Linked DNA regions of Homo sapiens: regions 2, 3 and 4 are each linked to region 1. Evidence: chromatin contacts called from ENCODE Hi-C or POLR2A ChIA-PET data. All regions are on one chromosome and are shown on one strand. The core of a region is the stretch at or near the end of the contact, and the rest is flanking DNA. Distances in the headings are between cores, read along the strand shown. Region 1 overlaps ARID1B (AT-rich interaction domain 1B). Region 2 overlaps LOC105378075 (a long non-coding RNA gene). Region 3 has its middle 97 kb from the start of TMEM242. Region 4 overlaps ARID1B (AT-rich interaction domain 1B).

The links. A loop is a pair of places that touch in the nucleus more often than their neighbours do. ChIA-PET counts read pairs that join two places held with the same protein, here RNA polymerase II (POLR2A). Pooled maps may share reads with other maps.
Region 2: a loop to region 1 is called in a map of ascending aorta, with 2.8 times the contacts of the local background. The contact joins two enhancer-like sites. A Hi-C loop is called at or near these places in 2 of 168 maps with a recorded cell type or tissue (ascending aorta and natural killer cell) and 10 of 50 pooled maps. POLR2A ChIA-PET finds 5 or more read pairs at or near these places in 2 of 52 experiments (CD4-positive, alpha-beta memory T cell and H1).
Region 3: a map with no recorded cell type shows a loop between it and region 1 (6-fold over the local background). The contact joins two enhancer-like sites. A Hi-C loop is called at or near these places in 1 of 168 maps with a recorded cell type or tissue (natural killer cell), 3 of 37 single-sample maps with no recorded cell type and 13 of 50 pooled maps. POLR2A ChIA-PET finds 5 or more read pairs at or near these places in 3 of 52 experiments (CD4-positive, alpha-beta memory T cell, activated CD4-positive, alpha-beta T cell and activated T-cell).
Region 4: a map with no recorded cell type shows a loop between it and region 1 (6-fold over the local background). The contact joins two enhancer-like sites. A Hi-C loop is called at or near these places in 3 of 37 single-sample maps with no recorded cell type and 4 of 50 pooled maps. POLR2A ChIA-PET finds 5 or more read pairs at or near these places in 4 of 52 experiments (activated CD4-positive, alpha-beta T cell, activated T-cell and activated naive CD4-positive, alpha-beta T cell).

Annotation. Positions count from the first base shown.
Region 1 is chr6:157,019,143-157,024,083 of GRCh38, reverse strand. The region is part of intron 4 of ARID1B (AT-rich interaction domain 1B); the gene reads right to left. Among named protein-coding and RNA genes, the nearest start is that of MIR4466, 240 kb to the right of the region's middle. RefSeq lists silencers at 1,809-1,898, 2,199-2,718 and an enhancer at 4,941. Within about 2 kb of position 3,048, at least 40 of the 41 ENCODE cell types and tissues checked have a DNase peak (open chromatin) inside an H3K27ac peak, as active enhancers do; they include ascending aorta, where a contact is called at or near this core.
Region 2 is chr6:157,242,425-157,247,365 of GRCh38, reverse strand. The region is part of intron 1 of LOC105378075 (a long non-coding RNA gene); the gene reads right to left. Among named protein-coding and RNA genes, the nearest start is that of TMEM242, 79 kb to the left of the region's middle. Within about 2 kb of position 3,030, at least 4 of the 41 ENCODE cell types and tissues checked have a DNase peak (open chromatin) inside an H3K27ac peak, as active enhancers do; they include ascending aorta, where a contact is called at or near this core.
Region 3 is chr6:157,223,713-157,228,653 of GRCh38, reverse strand. No RefSeq gene overlaps it. Among named protein-coding and RNA genes, the nearest start is that of TMEM242, 97 kb to the left of the region's middle. RefSeq lists enhancers at 679-1,179, 1,180-1,680. Within about 2 kb of position 3,010, at least 12 of the 41 ENCODE cell types and tissues checked have a DNase peak (open chromatin) inside an H3K27ac peak, as active enhancers do.
Region 4 is chr6:157,201,906-157,206,846 of GRCh38, reverse strand. It overlaps ARID1B (AT-rich interaction domain 1B), which reads right to left. Exons shown (of 20, transcript NM_001374828.1): 19 at 2,851-2,981; 20 at 1-680. Among named protein-coding and RNA genes, the nearest start is that of TMEM242, 120 kb to the left of the region's middle. Within about 2 kb of position 3,374, at least 2 of the 41 ENCODE cell types and tissues checked have a DNase peak (open chromatin) inside an H3K27ac peak, as active enhancers do.

The sequences.
Region 1 (4,941 bases), core at 1,799-4,298:
AAGTAACATCTCTGCACAGGCAGATAAATCTCATATGAAATGTAGGCTGAATGCCATGGTTTATGTTACCAACTATTTTTAATACAAATTCACTATTTTTAAAATGGGTAAATTGGTGAAAGTTTAAAGAATAAATAACCTGAGATAACTAGCTACAATCTACATGCAAAATCTGTCAAGCCATACACTTGCTTGACATCTCACTTGAATGTATTATTTACATCAAGACTACCTTTGGCAAACCTAGGGGAGCATAGGAACCACACACTCATTATATTAGGTAGGCAAAGTTTAACTTCAAAATTTGCCGTAAACTTGGCAAATGTTTGCAGCAAATAGAAATTACTGTTGGAGGGGCAGAAGTCATAAGTGACTCCCAAATAGATATGCCTTGTTGATATTTATTTGGGTTAACATTTTAAAATCCAAGACTTTCCAAATAACATAAAATAGTGACTGCAAACCACACTTAGATGTACCTACAACGTCAGACCCATTATGAGCAATGGCAGGTAAGTGTAACAGTAGAATATGCCACGACGATGGGGAGAAATCTTTTACTCAACCCTTATTACACTGTTTCCAAATTGCTCCAGTTTATGTAAAATAATTTGTATTGTTTTCTTTTTTAATTGTACATATCCCTTCTGAGATACAGAGAAAATTAAGCTTTTCCATAAATTCAGTATTCACAAAGCTAGGGAGTTAAAAGCCTGTAAACACAAAATTCACTGACCTGCATCAATTTAAGCACTATTAAAAGAGATTGCAGCTCAAAATCTAAAAAGAGCTGCTAATCCTGCTCTACAGATAGTAACCAATCAGTGTTTATCCTCACAATGCATTTGCTCTTCCTGTTAGGAAGCGCCGGAGTGAGGAGAGGATATGGAATACAAGAGTATATCCTAGTATGCAACTCACTCCTTCTTATGAAACACCTAAATAATAAATTCAACTTAATTTAAACTGTAACTGGCAAATGTCATCAGTTAACAACAATGATCAAGGTCAGAAATGTCCCTGCTATTATTTTTATAAAATCTGTATACAGATCACAAACACAGAAATTGCTACATGAAAATTTCTATGCATATTCACACGTGCGGTAAACACTACAAGGCATAAAAACAGAAGAATGTTAATATTCAGAACTCTTCAAGGCCATTTCTCTTAAACATTTCAAAATACTTTTGGATTCTGTCTCTACATCAACACCGAAAACTGACCCTAACCCTAACCCTACGTTGTTATAATGGATCATCAATTAAATTTGCAGAATTCCAAAATTAAGTTGCTTTGAGTCTGATAAAAATACACACATAAGTTATAAGTTATCTGCATAAGAATTATCAACAAGAGAACAAATTAGAATTTATGGTCAAATTATATAGTTCACAGAGTGAACAAAAAGTGTAAAACCAAAGTGGCCGTCGCTGATTGCTACTAGTTGGATTAAATGCATGTCTTGGTTAATCTACTATAGTTTCATGTGTTGTTTAGCTTACTTGAAAAAGTCGTCAAATGTTCCTAGATTGCAGATTGCAACATCCTACCTAAAACACCTGCAAGTGACCAAGAGACCACCCAGTGATCCCAAAGTCTCCATGGCAGAGACAGGATGAAAAGTAATATCCCGACAAGACTCTTCAGCATTTAATTAAGAACAGGAAAGCACAGGCAGGAGATGAAACTTTACAAGCCTAGGCGTTTCTCGGCTTTTAAAAAATGCTGTGAGTTGGTTTTCCCAGCAAGGAAGGTTGATGAGCATGCACTTGGCTCCAAGAAGCAGCTATTACACAAATAGAATCCAAGTGCCTGGCTAAGCCGCCCAGCCTCGGTGCGTCGGGTAACAGCCAATGGCGGCGGCCTGCCAGCCTCGCCCCGCCCACCTCCCGCCGGCCCCGCCCCTCCACCTCGCCCCCTTCCGCGGCCCCGCCCCGCCTCCCCGCCCTGTTCTTGGCGGCCTGGGCTCCGCGGCCCTGCTGGCGTCCTTCGTCTGTAGTTCCTGGCTTTTCCACCGTCAGCCACTCGTTTTAATTACGCGAACGGGTTCCAACTCATCCAGCCTTTAAGTTTGGGTGGTGGTTTTGAGAGGGGGAAAGAGATGCACCAAAGGAAGTAGGGGAAAAATAAAACCTTAAGCGCTGGGCGCGCCACGCGGGACGCAGAGGTTAGGGGCGCGCGGCGAGGTAGCGGGGCGGCGGCGCGAGACGGCGCAGGGGAAACACTCGGTGCCTGCGTGAGTCTGGCCGCGCCGGCTCATGTGTACGCGAAGCTGTGTCAGCAGAAACTTTAGAAAACACGCTGTGCGAGCGGCCGCCGCCTCCCGCCTCCAGGAGGAGCCTGCGGGCGCGCGGGGCGGACGGTGCCTGCAGGCGGCGGCCGCGCTTGCCCGGAAAGGAATGTGGCTGCGGCCGGCGCCTCCTTCCGCGGGGTCCCACAAAGGCTCATCTGTGCGCGGCGCGGCGCCGTCGGAGGAGTCCGAGCCTGTTCAGTCAGGCTGAGGACGCGGTTGTTTTCGTCCCCCTGTCCCCGCCCCCACGAGCCTACGTGCGGGGTAGGGAGGGCGGCACCGGAACCCCCGCCCGGGTCGGGCCGAAAGGAGCGAGCGGGGCCTGCCGGCAGAGGCCGCCGGGCTGCTGTGTGACTCGGTCCCCTCCGCGCTCGCCGCCCTCATCCTCGCCCAGCGCCTCCGCGGCAGGGTTAATTCCGCCCGCTGCCTGGTGGTCCCACTCCCGGGGGATTCCGGGGTCCGTGGAATCACTGGTTCTCCCTTCGGAGGAGCTCGGCTTCTTCCGTGGGCGCGGGCGAGTCTCCCCGCTGTACCGCGGGGCCGGGGCTTGAATAAAACAAAAGAAACCAAGGCGAGGTGTGGACGCGCAGTGAGGACCGGAAAGCGAGGCCTGAGAGCTGGCGGCCTGAAAGCGGTCCTGCGTCCTTCACACCCTCTCTCTAAAATCCCCCTCTCTCAAGCGGGCCCTGACCAAGAGTAAAAGCGCAGCCGAGGAGGGAAGGACGCCGCCGCCGCGCAGGCATCCGGGCAGGGACGGGTGGGCGGGAGATTCCGGGCCGCTGTTCAGGGCAAGCGCTAAAAGTTTCCGGGTCCCCGAATTTCTCATTTCTTTATCGAATTCTGCAAAGAAGTAACGTTCCTTCGGCCATTAATATTGTAAGAATGTATCGTTTCTAGCCATAAGTTCCAGGTTACTTTTTGTAAGAAAATTAAGGACTCAAGTAGATCAGCCAAAGAAACCACGTACAGCATAAACTCACGTACCACTCCTTAAAAAAATAATTTATTGAGTTATGACCAAGAGTTATATAAGGGGAGAGGTAACAAATCTTTGGTGAGGAAAAAGCGATGGAAAAAATATTAGAGAAGCATAATTTTGAGGAAATTACATATAGTTTGAAACCACCACTGTTTAATATTTTGACTCGCGATCTGAGTAGGAGAAATGACCAAGCTAGGCTGTTGTTTATGTGATGCCATCTCATTCAGTTCTACCTACTATTTATAGCTCCAACAGCATCAGAAAGAAAAACACATGCCTAGTGGCTAAAGCATTCAAACACAACCCCTTATAAAAAAGTTAAAGTTTGGGTTAATTAAAAAAAATTAATTTCATATTAAATATATATTTTTAGGTTCCAATTTACAGTTATGTAGTTATATATTATCGCAATAAAAAGATCTGCCCATGGACTGGTTTTTGGTTTTGAGACATGTTTAAATTACATCCCTTACAGAGTGCTCAACTTGTATGGGGGTAAATGACTAACATGATGTTATCTACAAGGTTAAAAAGCAAGAATAAAGAACTAACTACATTTTAGGTCAGTTCTTCATCAGAGAAGGAATGTTAAAAATTTATTTCCATCCAATTTATTTTCTAAATATTATTAATTTTCTTAAATAAAACATTTCCTGAACGGCAAATTTGCTTGTTATGTCTATTCCCTCCTTCCTGAAATGACTTTCTCCTATCCCTCTAACAGCTTTGTCTTTTGCTACTTCTTCATCCTCCAAGTTGTGCCAATTTGTTTCACTTTTTATTTATCTTTGCTAAAAGAGAAAGGCAGGGGGCGAAAAAACCCTAAAGGACTTAAGATTTTCAGATGGTTCTAGCTCTAGAAACATAATGGCTGCATATGAAGGGGAAGACAGGAGTCGTCCAGATACACCCAGATTTTCTTTTGGCTTGGTGGGAAGAATGAATGGCATGGTTGTGTCCTCGGCAATTTGACATGCTTGTGGTATATCCGCGGAGGTGACCCGCTGGCAGCAGGAAATACAGGTCATGGCACAAGTTGCAGGAGACTAAAGAACATGGATTCGCAGGCAATTAGATGACAGTTGAGTGAGCGTGGATGACTGAGTTTTATCATAAAAAGGCATCACAAAGGACGATAGAGCCTAAAACAGAACCTTCAGGAGTACCAACATTTAATGGACAAGTTCTTCCCTCCTTCCTTAATGAAAGCAAAAGCCACCAGGCTAGAAATTTTACAATTTCAGAACTGCTTTTTCCTCCAAATCTAGAGAGAAATAGGAAGTGAAACATGGACTCAGGTAACACTAAACAGAACTAAATTTAACTCCTCCAAGCAGTGGCTTTGGAGAAGTTAGACAAGTTTCTTAGCATCTCTGGGCCTCAGCTTCTTCATGTATATGACGACAGTCTGCTCTGATGGTTGTTATGAGAATGAAATCAGCACTTACCAGATGCTGGCTATAAACATCATCTGACCATTCCTGAAATACAGACTAGCCTCCATTCCCATTACCAATGCCTTAACTGAGACTCGCATCTCTCCTCCTAAGCCTAGAATACTGTGAAACTGGTTTCCTTGACACCAGGCTCTTTCCAACCCATTCTCCCTCACAGTGCCCCCAGTGTCCTCTTCAGATAACAGATTTGAACATGTCATTCTGCTTAA
Region 2 (4,941 bases), core at 1,781-4,280, 220 kb before region 1:
TGCAGGAAGGTATTATTAGCCAGATTTTAGAGATGATTAAACCAGTCATCAGAGAGGGTAAGTGACTTGCCTAAGGTCACACAGCTAGTTGGCGGTAGAGCTGGGATTCAAATCCAGGTTTGTGTGATATCAGTGACTGACTTTTCCATCCCATCATTGCCATTACCAGTAAGCAAATAAACAGTCCTACCTGGGCAGGTTTGCGTCCTGTCTCTATCCTATGTGTCCTTTATGTTTACATAGTGGTACCAGATGTGCATCCACGGCTCTGTAATTTCCAAGGACCTGCCTGTCCTCCCCCTCCCAATCTGCTGGCAGTTTACAAATGCTTCCCAGGCACCACACAGGGGCGTTATCTCTCCTCTCTCGCTGCGACTGCACCTTGGCCTGTGCCCTGACTCTAGACAGAAGCCTAATAAATGGTTAGTAATGACTCCAGCCCCACACAAGGAAAGCTGCCCTGGCCCAAGCCCCCTAAAGGCCTAAGCGGATTAATACCACCTCGGAAAACCTGCAGACCGCCCAGGATTGGGGGCACGCGTGTGCTTCAAAATTTCTTCTCGATCGTCTGTGAAAATGAGTCCGTGTCCAACAAACAGCATTGTTCCATGTGAGCAGCCATCAATGCACTTGGCAAGAATAAGGACTTGGAACACGCTGGTGATTATTTTTAATTGGATGGGCCTCGTGGCTGTAACAAAAATCGATGTATTTCTGACGCGGCTGCGGATACACTGATCCATCTTGGCCCTGCGGCGCTCCGGCGGCCAAAGGAGGCCAGCACTCCAGAGAGCAGCCCCCTTTTGGCTTTGGGGCCCTGAGGACCAGAGGCTCAGGGCTTCCCCGCAACAAGGCCACAGGACCCCGCTGGTGGGAGGGCCGGGGCCCCGCGCTGACCAGACCCAATAGAGGCCCCCATTGGGGGACAGGCCCCGCGGTGCGGGAGAAAGTGGGTCTGGGGAAGGAGGGGGCTGTGCAGGGGGCCGCCTGCACCCTCCGCTCCGGCTGTGGGCTTGGAGGGTTTGCGTTTCATGGAAAGTGCAGGCCTGCTAAGCATTTGCCACTTGCATCAGGAGTGACGACCTGCCCACGCAGGACAGGGCCAGGCAGGGGGCTTATGAGCCAGAGAGCCTTTTAATGCTTTCATTTCTGGCTGGAATCACCATTGTGAAATATTAAAACCAAACAACAGAACATGGCCTCCCTGGTGTAATGAAAAGCACGTGGCTCTTATCCCTGCCGGCAGCTGCCCAAGGTCTTTGAGGAGATGGGGTTGCTGTCTGGGGGAGACTGGGGTTTGTCTTTCTTGCGGGGAGAGTGGGGGTTGTCTGTGAGCTAAACAGATGAGACAAGTGTTCTATGGAGCCAATTTTTTTAATGACGCATTGGGGGAAAAGAAAAGTAATCGGATACCCACCCAAGGCTTAAGGAACCCTTGAACCTGGTTTAAAGGTTTTTCTCAAGAAAGACAATAGCATGGCCACTCTTGTCTCCAGCAGTTCATGGACAGGGTGAGGCCTCCATGCCGCTCACATGGAACAATGCTGTTTGTTTAACACGGACTCATTTTCACAGCTGATCAGAGAGGACATTGTGAAGCACCGCCCCCGCCCCCCCCAACCGTCCCCAATCAGGAGAGGACCCCGAGTCTGGAAAGCGTTCCTCTCAGGAGTGGCCTGGGAGCAGGTAAGTGCCGCAGGCAGATCCCGGGGTGCAGACAGCAAACCGCAGCACCGTTGCTTCCACAGCTGCAGCGGGGAAGTGTTTTTATGCACGCAGGAGCTCAGAGAGTGAGCAGCCACCATCTCAGTGATGTGTCTTTTGAAGATTTTTGGAAGCTGCTTCTAGACCACAGTGCAGCCTCACTAGCAATAAAAGGAGAAATTCCCTGGAGCACCAGGAATGCTACTGCCATTCCCGTGAACTGTGCCACCTGCCACCCCCATGCCCTAACTGAAAAGCTCCCCATTCACACTCAACAGAATCAATAACAATTTAAACTACTTTATAGTGAGCATGATTTCTGTTTCTAATCCTTTTTTTTTTTTCTTGAGACAGAGTCTTGCTCTGTCTCCCAGGAGTGCAGTGGCACAATCTCAGCTCACTGCAACCTCCATCTCCCGGGTTCAAGCGATTCTCCTGCCTCAGCCTCTGGAGTAGCTGGGGTTACAGGCATGTGCAACCATGCCCAGCTAATTTTTGTATTTTTTAGTAGAGAACGGGTTTTGTCATGTTGGTCAGGCCTGGTCTTGAACTCCTGGCCTCAAGTGATCCGCCCTCCCTGGCCTCCCAGAGTGCTGGGATTACAGGCATGAGCCACCTTGCCCGACCTCTAATCCTTATCTCTGGGGTTTAGCATAAACACACACTGGAAGAAGAGATCTCGGCCTTCAGACACCCCCTAAACCCACCTGAGCCTGCTTCTCTGCAAACACCCTTGACATCTGCATTAAGAGCCCAGGGGACCTCTGCTTGTAGGCTGGGCTGCATTTTCTACAAAGCCCCTGATTTTCACAGCCACATAAGTGATTTCTCTCTCAGGGCATTGCTTTTGTGCAGAAGTTTATCATATTTTTTTTCCTCAGTCTAGAAGTAAATCTTTTTTTTTTCTGAAAACTTGAAGGAAATCCTTTAAGCTGTTTGGACTTATTCAAGCATGTAAAAAGGGTATTTCAACCCATAGTTCAGCTGCTTAGAATGTTCTCAAATAGCCCAAATAATCTGAATTTAAAACTTTGAATTGGGCCTCTTTATATAGCATCTTAAAAAGGTGCCATTTACAAAGAAAAATATGGCCATGAAATAAAGGATATGGGGAGAAAGTGATCCTGCTGGTTACAGTAATAGATTGAGACTCATAAATCTTGGTTTCTATTCTTGGCTTTGGAAAGAATTTATGTGCTCACTGCATTTGGCACATGGTGGCAACAGGGAGATAGACTGGAGGACTTGGTATGAAGGAAATAACATCATCCTGCACACGTTCAGTTGTGAAATCCACACACAGGGCACTGGAGACAATGCGTGCAAAGCCACCTTAAAGAAACACAACAATCTGCAAGTCAGATGGGACCAGCCAGGACTGCCCTGGAGAGTCTCAGAGGCAACTGCGGGGAGCTCATATCTGAGCAGGGGGAAGGAGAGGAGGGAAGGGTGTGGGAACGGGGGAGAAGTGGGGTGGGTTGGGGTGGGTGTGGGGTGGCCCAAAGGCTTCTTCTGCTTCAGGGGAAGCAGTAGAGTGTCCTTGGCTGACTGGGGATCCAAAGCCCTGCTCTGCCAGTTCTGAGCTGTGCGATCTTGAGCCAGTTACCTAACCTGGTGTCTCAGTCCGTTAAAGCCCCTGTAACAAAGGGTGCAGCTTGGCTGAGTTCTGGTGATGGCCCTCCAAGTTGCAGGTGACGGTCCTCTCCTTGTGTCCTTTGTAAAGGCACTAATCCCATTCATGAAGGCCCCACCCTCATGACCTAATCTCCCCCAAAGCTCTCACCTCCTAACGCCATGACACTGGGGAAGAAGATCTCAACACGAATGTGGAGGAGGACACAAACATTTAGTCTGTAACACCTCACTGAGCCATAAGAGCTTCATTTGGGAAAGTGGAGACAACAGTTCTTAACTCATGGAATTAAAGGAGGATAAAATGTGTATACCTCACTTAGCAGTTAGGGAGAGGTGGTGAGGACTGTGCCGGTAGGGGTGGCAGTAACACTGGTGAGGGGATTGCCATTGTGGTACTGCTGGAAGTGGTTATAGTGGCGGTGGTGGTGATTATGGCGGTGGTGGTGGGCCAATCGTCAATGCAGAGATGGCCAGGTCCAGGCTGCCAGAGCCTGTTGCCGTTATCAATGCCCATGAGCCAAAGAAACCAGGAACACATAGTTGAATAAAGTTAGGTTTCTGGGTACTTGTTGCCACAGGGGAAACCGCACACCACAGGGAAACTTGGGGTGTCTCAGTAAGAGGGTGGTAGGTGACCTTGTTATAGGAGTTGAGCTCGCGTTAGGTGACTTGGGAGCAGTTGCTCTGGATTGGGTATAATTGGGTATCACTAGTTTTTATCCAAGACGAGAAAGGATAGAGCGAGCTAAGGCTGTCATTGGTAAGGAAGTAGCCATCATTGACATTGGGTGAGAGGGAGGCACGTGTGGTTGTTTTTGTGGTTTGAATAGTGTGCTGTGTGTGTGTCTGTGTTCAAACATGATTACCTTGTTTGAACAAGTGGTCTTGTTTTTGTCTCCCCCTATCCAGTCACAGAGTTGCCTTGTTCGATGTTGGTGTCCAGGAAAATTGTGTTTGTTCAACAAAAGACCATCATGGTGGAGTGGTGGGCGCCAGGCTGGCTCCCAGCTGACAGCTGGCGGGGTCTGCCTGTTTGTTCCTCACCCTCTCGCCCCGGAATCCCTGCTGCAGTTCATTGCTCACCAAGAACCTCTTGGATTAGAATTGGGCTTCCCACATGTGGGACCTGCAGGGGACAATTGTGGTCAAAGGGATCTGAGTATCCCAGACCCCTGTGGCGATAGCAGTGTTGAGCCATATGAAATTGCCACTTTTATAGGGCAGAAGCATTCAAATATTGGCAATTTCCCACAGTAGAGCCGAAATATTTCTCACCATTAGTTAATAATTTGTTATCCTGCAGCCCTTAACAGTTTCCCCTGGGCCCCCTGCGAGAGGAAGCCCTCTGTCTCTGGGTGAGAACGATTTGGGGTTTCTCATCCTATAAGGCAGAGAGTTGAACCTTAAACCACACTCAAAATTATCAAGGTAACGTGAGACCCTCCAGAAAATACCAGGCTTTTCCCCCATGGCACCCTCTTCCATTTATCAGAGGGAACTTGGCTCCGAATCCACTTCTGCCTGTCAGTAAGTCAGTTAACTCATCGTCTTGTGAAATGACTTATGAACCTCTTTGCCCGGGCTCAGGCGCTGCCCATCTCT
Region 3 (4,941 bases), core at 1,761-4,260, 200 kb before region 1:
TTTTGATCCCCACTCAGGGAGCCTGATGACAGAGGCCAGTGTCAGGGCTCATCAAACCCCAGAGCTACCTTTGGTCTTATGTGACACTCCGGCACCCTGCAAGGCAGAGCCCAAGGGGACTCAGAGCCACTGTCCCCCTGGGAAGCCCAAGGTGTGGAGTAGAGAGGCCACCACCCACAGCCCCCACATAGGTCTTCTGACACTGTCCTACGCTGTCACACACAGATGCCGGGGGCTGACCTCATGGCCGCCTCTTCCTTTTCCAGGCCCAACCATAGAGGCTAAAAACTGGGTTTTCTTAAATTTTAACAGTCATGACATAGGAATATCTACGAGACATCATGAGCCCTGTGTTGCCAATTCTGTTTTCCTAATTTTAAAAATTAACTTATAATTTTACCAGCTGAATTCAAGATTTGGCCAGTTCTGGGTCTTGTTAATAATGTGTGTTGATAAACCCACCCATAGCTTGGGAGAATGCCCCCTCCACACTCCCTGGGTCCAGGCCTGCCATGGCCCCTGACTCTCCTTGCACTCTCTGACACCTGGGAACTGGCCCCCGGCATCTAGAGGCAAGACCTGGAGGATGTGGTGAGGCGACGCCCAGAAGTGGGAGTGCAACTTCAGAGGCAACGGCCTCACAGCAATTGATTTGGAAGCAACATCTGAAAGGAAGGAGGGGAGGGGTGTTGCTTATTGCAGGATAATTGACATTTGTCGTAGAAAAATACAATTAAAAGAACCAAATAAAAATGGGTAACCCCACCTCCTAGTGGTGGAACTGGTTAATGTTTTGAAGGCTATGCTTACAGACCCCGGTCTCCATGTGTGGGCATGCGTGCGTGTGTGTGCATGACCCCGGTCTCATGTGTGTGTGTGCATGACCGCAGTCTCCACGCGTGTGTGTGTGTGCATGATCCGGCTTCCACATGTGTGTGTGCATGACCCCGGTCTCCACGTGTGTGTGTGCATGATCCAGTCTCCATGTGTGGGTGTGCACGACCCCAGTCTCCACGTGTGTGTGCATGATCCGGTTTCCACGTGTGTGTGTGCATGACCCCGGTTTCCACGTGTGTATGTGCATGACCCTGGTCTCCACGTGTGTGTGTGCATGATCCAGTCTCCATGTGTGGATGTGCATGACCCCAGTCTCCACATGTGTGTGCATGATCTGGTTTCCACGTGTGTGTTTGTATGACCCTGGTCTACACGTGTGGATGTGCAATGTGTGCATGACCCCAGTCTCCACGTGTGGGTGTGCATATGTGTGTGCGTGCACATGACCCTGGTCTCCACGTATGTGTGTGCATGATCCGGTTTCCGTGTGTGTGTGCATGACCCCGGTCTCCACGTGTGTGTGTGCACGATCCAGTCTCCATGTGTGGGTGTGCACGACCCCAGTCTCCACGTGTGTGTGTGCATGCACGTGTGGGTGTGCATGCACGTGTGTGCATGAATGGCTCACATTGTTCTGAAATCTCCTTTTCATATTTAGAGATAAATTCTTTCATGTCACAGAATTATTTCCTCAACCAATAAATGGGGGTGGTTGGGCCATGCCTTGCATTTCTGCAGCAGTTCGGCCTTGCCCAGCCTTAGAGGTTCCTGGTGTGGACACCCTGACCCTCCTCTGGGAGGGACCAGCTCCCACTCACACCTGCAAGCCTGATTAGCAAACCTGACTTGGTTATTCAAGTGTGAAACTCAAACTCAGGCAGGCATTGGAATTCAAGTTTCCTGGAGCTATGCTAAGGGCTGGGAGACCTGAACCGGGCTGCAGATGAGGGAGGATTATACCAGACATATCTGGCAGAACACAGCCGGCTTGAGCTCTTGAAAAGACTTTTGGAGTCAGGAGGTGGTTTGGCCCAGCGATTCATTTTGTAGATAAAGACACTGAGGTCTGAAACACAGAACTGGGGCTGGGGGTGGGGGTGGGAGGGGAGGGAAAAAGTGACAAAGGAGAAATTTCTAATGATTATAATTCAAACAATAAACTTTCATAAAAGATTAGTAGTCTGGTAAAAAAAATATTGACAAAGGATACAAATAGAAAATTTCCAGAAAACAAAATATAGATGGGTTAGGAACATACAAAAAAAAAATTCAATCTTGCTGACAAGGAAATGAAAACAGGACAAATTTCGCAAAGCGGGAAGATAACCCAGTGCTGGCTGGGTTCAAGGAGCTGGATCTAGATCCTTTCTTAGACTTCTGCTGGGATTTTCCATGACGTTCCCAAGAGTGTAACTTGGCCACATGTCCAGATAGCTTTAAAAATAGTCATACCATTTGAAACACTGTTTTTCACTCCCTGGAATTTATCTTAATGAATTAATTAGAGATTGTGACAAAGATTTATCTTCTGGGATGTTTGTGGCGGCATTTTTTTATGAGGGTGAAAATGTGGAAGAGACATGAATGTCCAACAACTGGGGATGGGTGAAATAAATGGGGCCCTAGGCAGCCACAAAGGCTCAAATTTTAGAAAAATTAATGACATGAAGAGGCTTAGGATATAATAAAATTTAAAGTTTGCTTACAAAATTGAACACCTTATTAAAGTGGATATTTCTGGATGCCAGAATTACAGGTAACTGATATTTTTAACTTTGTTTCTCTATGCTCTTGTACTGTTCTAAGTTTCTACAATGGACATATTTTTAGCTTCTAATTTTAAGAAAAGGACAAAGAAGGGAGGGTGAATAGGAGGACACAAGGAGTGAGGGAAAGAACTATTTGTGTGACTGTTTGCTACATACCGTCTCCCTGTTAGCTTGTTAGCTGCAGGCTCTGGGGCTTGGATGAGGCAGTCTTGGCTCCCTGTGCCCCTCGACGTGTCCAGCACCCACACCCTGGGCCCTGGCCTGGGCTAGCAGGTGGAGGCCAGCAGCGGATGCGGTAGGTCAGCGGTGGGCAGGTCCTGCGGGAAAACGCAATGGTGTCCCAGGCCAAGGGCAGCCTGCGGGCCCCTAGCTGGGACCTGGTTGCGGCACTCAGTCGACAGACTCATTGGGTGTGGGGGCACTGGATGGTCTCTGGCACCCACTTCCCCTGGGAAACTCAGGGACGAGGCCAGTGGGCCTGGCTGGCGAGTGTGGCAAGACGGCACTAACGCCCCTTTTCCCTATGCCTAAATCGTGTCCAACTCAAGCGGGAGTGGACATGGCTGGCCTGTTAAAAGTATGCTCCGCAAAGGAAATCCCACGTGATTCGTTCCGCTGGGACAAAACCCAGACATTTGGCCACACTGAGTGAACACCTGCTCCGTGCCAGGCACCCTTCCAGACTCCGAAGACCCAGCAGCGAGTAAAGCAGACCCAATGCCTGCCCTCGTGGAGCCCTGAAGGTTAATGATCTCAGTGCAAGGATTGGGGATGTGGGGAGGAACGAGGCAGGAGCGTTGTCAGAGAGAGGGAGCACCAAGAGGCTGCTGGAGCCTCCTGGCTCGCTCTGCAGCCTGGCCGGGCCCCGGGAGGGAGCCGCTGCCTAATTGGCTCCTGCCTGTTTCTAGTGGTGTCCATTTGAAGCCATCTAACGGCTCAGTTCCTAAGAAAGTTCCAGCAGAGGCCCTTGATTGCCCTCTGGAAGGCTAATTAGTCCCAGAAACAGAGCGTCTGTGGGGCCTGCGGGACGGGGGAGCCCTCAGCCGGCACAAATGGCGGAACCGGCATGGGGCTGCCTTCTAATGGCTTTTTGAAGGTTGCTCTGCGTTTGATTGACAAATGCCATATGTCCCTAATGCGCTTCTCTGAGCTCTCTCTTGTTCACCTCTAAAACAGGTTCCTCTTTGCTTTGATTTCATATATACGATTTTACCAGTCCCTGTTCTTTAAAGGCAGGAAAGTCCTAACAGCTCATCCCCACACAAGGCCCCAACAGTCGCCAACTCCCGGCTCTAATGACTGCAGCCGAGTTCTCCAGCGCCTGCCGCTGCAGGGGACAACGGAGCGGGCCCGCCGGCCCCCCTCAGCCGCTCCCCACTCACCCCTCCCCACTCACCCCCTCCAAGGCTGCCGCTCCCCTGAGGGGGATGCTCTGAGCCACGGGGATGAAAGGCCTGGTGATTGCTGTCACGAAGGCCCCAGAAGCCCCAAAGGCGCAGGAGACGCAGGCGGCTAAAAGCACCCGATGGGATGCTGGCCTGGGCCTTAAATAGCCATGCTGTGTCAAGGGAATGTGCTGGGCGCCAAACCCAGGGGCCACCGGAGCCACCTGCACCGGGGTGCTGTCCCCAGGGACTGCAGCTCCCTGGAGGCCTCCCCGAAGCCCGTCAGCCACAGACTTCCTCATGTCCAGCCACCTCCTCGCTGCTGGAGCAGCTGCCCTTTCTTCTTTGTTCCGCTCGAAGCCGAAACAGAGCCCAGCTGTGGCCCTCAGCATCCCCTCGGCAACGTGACAGGTGTTATTAACTTGTGCCCTCTCCTTCCTCATCTTCGCCCCCTCCCCTCCCGCTGGCCTTCTCTTCTCCAGGCAATTCCGGAAATTTCTGATTGCTTTTATCAATCTTCTCTCCCAGAGACACATGGAAGCTGCATAGATCTTATTCCTTGCTTGGATCTGCTGGCTGGAAAGGCTTGACCGTGAGGACGGTCTTGCTCCTGAAGGGTAATTGGAGGTGCAGGAGAAATTAGAAGCCACTACAGCTTGTCACCGAGCATAAGCGACAAGCCCATTACCATGCTCGCTAATGACCGCCTGAATGTTCCCCTTCATTTTGTCAAAAATAACATCCTCATCCCCACGCAGCACTCCATCCAGCACCTGTCTGTCCCGCACCTCCTTCAGGCTGGTGTCTTCCTTTGCTGCCACCAACACAGCTTCTCTTGTTCCTCAGGGCCCCCCAACTTCTCTGTCATCCATCTGCTCCACCCCGTCCAGGAGCATCCCCGGACCACCGTTCGCTGCGCAGGACAGACGCCAGCCACCTTCTCTGTGTTC
Region 4 (4,941 bases), core at 2,125-4,624, 180 kb before region 1:
TTACTGCTTTCGGTCTGGGGCCCAGGGTTTGCGTCTTCAGGCAATGCCCCTGGCCGAGCAGAGAGGACGTCATCGATGGTTGCTATGATGCTTTTCTCTTGCTGCTCTTCAGAGTCGCCTTTGCCTTCTTGCTCTTTCTTTCTACCTGCGGAGCTTAAGGGGGGAGGTGGGCGCCTGCGAGGAGGAATTTCCATCTTGCTCTCAAAGTGAGTCTGAATGTGCTCGGTGGTGTCACCCCCGCCGAGCTGCCAGTGCAGAAGGCCACTATTGAACTCCTGCACACGCCCCAACTTGTCAGATCGGTCAACAACAAACAGGTTGTTCTTTTTGACTATCTTTATTGGCAGCTTGTCGAACTTACTGGCTTGCTTGGGCTTCTCCTTTGGGTCTGCAGCGGCGTCCGGGGCAGTCAGAGCGATGCTGCTCTTTTCATCGCTTTCTGTCTTCTCGCTGTCTTCCTCCTCATCCTCCTCGTCTTCCTCGTCGTCATCAATACATTCAGCATCTTCCTCCTCTTTCCCAGAATCGTCTGCCAAGGACTGGCTGTCATCCTTCCTTGCTGCGTTGTGATCAAGTGCTTTTTGGCTGGGGTCTCCCACTTCATATTCCATAAGAATTCCAAAAATGTCAATCAGGCATTTTCTAAAGTACTCGACTAAAAGTTCGAGAAATCCAGACAACTGGAGAGGAGGAGGAGGAGAAGAAAGAAAGAACAGGTACAATGTCATGACATCAGATATGACCGAGGAGGGTAAAGATCCTGAGACCCGTCAATACCTTTCCATCATTGTCACACGTTTGTCTCCCTTTTTGGCTGGACCATGAAAGATAAACTACCCTTCAGGTCCAGCGAACTTCCTGAATTTTACAGTATAAACTAAACCGATGTTTAGCATGTTCCTTATTTGCTGCTTCCTTGCTTAGACTATCTACACGAAAACTTACTTTTTATTCTCATATCTCTAATCTTATCACTGAGGGAGTGCCTTGCTGTTCTTTACCTTTCTGTTCCTGATTTAGAGACAATGTACTCATTATTAGAAGAGTGGGAACATGGATTTTATAGACTCTTTTGCCCAAAGTGACTCTGTTCTCTTCTATTATTTATCTGAGACTTGCTTGCCGGGATTTTTATGGTTGTTATTCTTAGGATTTTATGGTTATTTTTGTCTCAGGTACCATAGGTCACCCTAATTTATGTTCTCTATATATCTTTTGGAGAAGATAATTTCAGCAATGTGGTAGCTCATGAACACTGAAAATTAAAAACAAATCAATTTAGCCTATGATAAATAAATTAAAATGTTTCATAAAATGCAATTTTACATTTCAGTTATTTATGACTCTAGCTGAAAGGCAAAAACCACTATGAGAGAACCACTGACTACAAGAACAAGTTTGGTTTCCTTTAAGCAACTGTACCAAGAAAAAACCAATACACTTCACGATTAGCAACTGCCCTCTCTCCCAACACCCCCCACCATGTTTAGGAACTCTAAAGAGTAAGTAACAAGGATTCTAACAAGGATTCTTTCCCGGTAGATGTTCTGGAAATCAGCTATACCTTCATATCCTACTGTCAGTTTCTTGAAAGTAGAGTTGGAACAATTTTTAAGAAGTCAGGGGAAGCCCCCAGCACCAACTAGAAAGAACTGCTTTTAGTGTGCTGAAGGCACAATGTTCCAAGGGCATTTTCCCTTTTTTTTCCAGGGGAAAAGGGAAAGTTAATAAAGCAATTCTGGTTATGCAAATATGTGATCAACAACAGTTCACCTAACATAAGGATGAAAGCGCATTACTCTAGCAAATGCAGTATACAGTTTTTAAATACTTATTTTCTGTTAACACAGAACTCGTACAATGTTTATGACCTTATTAATAAACTTTCTAGCAATTGAAAAATTGCCTTTCTAGGCTGATAATGAGGGCTTAAATGAGAGAAGAAAGAAGTAGAAGATTCTGGTCTTATTTCCTTAGAAGCAAGGAAATTAAGTGTTTTAGTTTTTGCACTCAAAGTAGAGAGTTGTTTGTATACTATAGGGAAAATGACCTTTTTCCATTTTTTATTTCTAAATATTTCTTTAAAAGTCTATAGCCCAGTGGACTCGGGCATTTTCCCCAAACTTCAGTGCTCCTCTCTTCTAGCTATTATGCTGGAAGCTACCTGAAGCCTACCTCTGAACAAAGGAGGGGTTTAAGCTCATTAAAAGTAGTAGGCTTTTACATGACTGCTTCAAAATAACCTGGAGAGAGGCAGAAATGAGAGAGCATAGACTAAGAAGTAAGTTTAGCCATGAGTTCATAACTATTTTAGCTGACTGACAGGTACATGGGGGTTCATTAAACTGCTCTCTCTCCTTCTATATATATTTATACATTCTATAAATGTATAGAATATAAAATTTCTAAATCTTGAATATCTTTTTAATGAAAAGAAGATGTCAAGTCCTCCTGGAAAGCAGGGTTATGTCCCATTGCAACCAACTGTGTTTCCAATGCTGACTCCAGTCACAACTTAATGTTACATTTTGATTTCTTCCCATTGGCCAGCTAATATTCATTCTGAACAATTTAATGTTACTACTGTCATCTATCCCATATACACATACACACACAGTCACTGTTCTCTCATAAGAAATAGAGGTATGTGTGTGTACACACACTAAAGACTACAGTGAATATTATCCCAGATAACTCTACATTGATTAAGGCTGGTTGATAACAACTGCAGTGATTAACAGTGTTGGACGGTCAGTGCTCATCAACTCAGGCATTAGTTCAAGCACAAATGTGCATGGCCTGATGCTCTCCTATCCTAATTTGGTTGTTAGTTGGACTATGCTGGCTTACCTGGGAGAGATTGAAAGTAGCAACAGTGCTGTCATCATACAGAAGAATATTAATAGTGTCCAAAGCCCACGTACTCTCAGCCAAAAGACCTGATTTAAGGGACATCATCACACGCCACGCCTCAGGAGTAACTGAAGATGGGGAAGAACAAGGATATCATGAATGTTGACTCTATGCATGAAAGAACGAAAGTTAACGAAAGAGTAAGAAAAAATAAGTGGAGTGTTAAGTTAAATATTGACTTTAAACAAATGCTCTCAAGGACAGTTAAGCGTGATCATTTCCGATTTTAAATGGAGGCCATAGCTGTAACGAGAAACTTTTGTGGTTTCAGATCTCGCTTTGTTGGTCACGCAGGGGCCGAAAGTGCTTCTGGAGGTGGAGTGGTTGAGCACAGATGGTCCTTTCTCATGGCCGGGTTATTTCTTTCAGCCACCCTACAGAGTCTGCAATGTGGTATCAGAGCTTTTAATAAATGAGTCAAACCCAAAAGTGGTATTTGTCTTCTTTTGGCTTCACCACTCACGAGTGTCTCAAGGTGGCGTCCTGGAAGGCCGCCAAGTATGCAGAACATGGAAGCAAAATTTAACTCCAAGACAGCCTCCTCAGACACACGGCCTTGGCTTCCCAGGCTGCTTTCCTCTAGTCCTGTGCTCCTGCCCTCAGAACATGCTGTGATAAATATTAGCACTTTGATGGCTCAGATTTCTCAGGAGTATGGCTGGAGCCACAGAATGGGAAGTAATTTGTTGTTTTCCCTATTCCTGCTACTGAAGGAAACAAAATGATCAGGTAGAAAGTTTGGAAGATTTGCCATGAGACCCAGCTCGGCCAGATCCCTGGAGCTGCCTGGAGGCTGGGGGCATTCTCCAGGCACCAAGAATCATTGCATGAGGGGGAGACACCGTGGCTTTTCCACTTTTATTTTATCTGTTTTAAAATTTTCTAAGATAGCTACATACTGTTTTTACAATAAAAAAATCAAAATTACTTTTAAAAATAAACATGTAAATTTCCCTAGGTTGAAGACAAATGCTATATAACCCGCACTGGGAGATTTTTAGAAAATTTAGATGTATTTATTTAAACATACATATACACACATAAACACACAATACACGTGTGTGTGTGTGTATATATTTCTATATATAAAATGGTGCTCAGTGTCTGTGTCTCCTTCTCTCCCTCTGCAACCCCATATAAATACACACACACACATATTCTATATATATCTATATATCTATATTTATATCTATCTATATATATATATAAAGGGATATAGATACACATGCATTATATATAAATGGATAGATATATATAAAGGAATATGTGTGTGTGTGTGTGTGTATACAGTGGCACAGTCACTGCTGAAGCCTTGATCTCCTGGGCTCAAGTGATCCTCCTACCTCAGCCTCCTGAATAGCTGGGACTACAGAAATGAATCTCACTTTTGGCTAATTTTTTTTCTTTTTAGTAGAGACGAGGTTTTGCTAGGTTGTCCAAGGGTGGTCTCGAATTCCTGAGTTCAAGTGATTCTCCTGCCCTGGTCTCTCAATCTACATCTCCTTAATGTCCAGTGATTGATGTCTTTCAAATTATTAATATCTTTAATTTTCTAATCACTGAAAAAGATTTTAAGTCAATTTGTTCTTGATATTTTTTGAGTAATTTTTCCTAATATAACTCAGATCTATTATCTTCCTTCCTGTGTTAAAAGTACTTCAAAAATAATGCAGAAACCCTGTGTGTACTTCCAGATAGTCCAGACCTCTGATTAGTATTCAGAACATCCCACAGAGGATAAACAAGCAACATCAGCATTCGATTGACATGGTTCTTGGCCCAAGTCTACCAGTGCATTGGATGATATCAGTTCTATGTATCACAGCATAGCATATTCTTTATGTCATACCATCTATCAATCTACATATTACATACAAGCTTTAACTTTTTCCCACGGAAATTCACTGTATGTTGTCACCAAATTACAGAGTGGCTTGCCTTCAGATTTTCTCAGGTCACCTTTAGCATTTCATTAGCCTCATGGGGGGGTCTGTTAGGCACGTATTGTAGTGATTAAGTGGCTTGGTT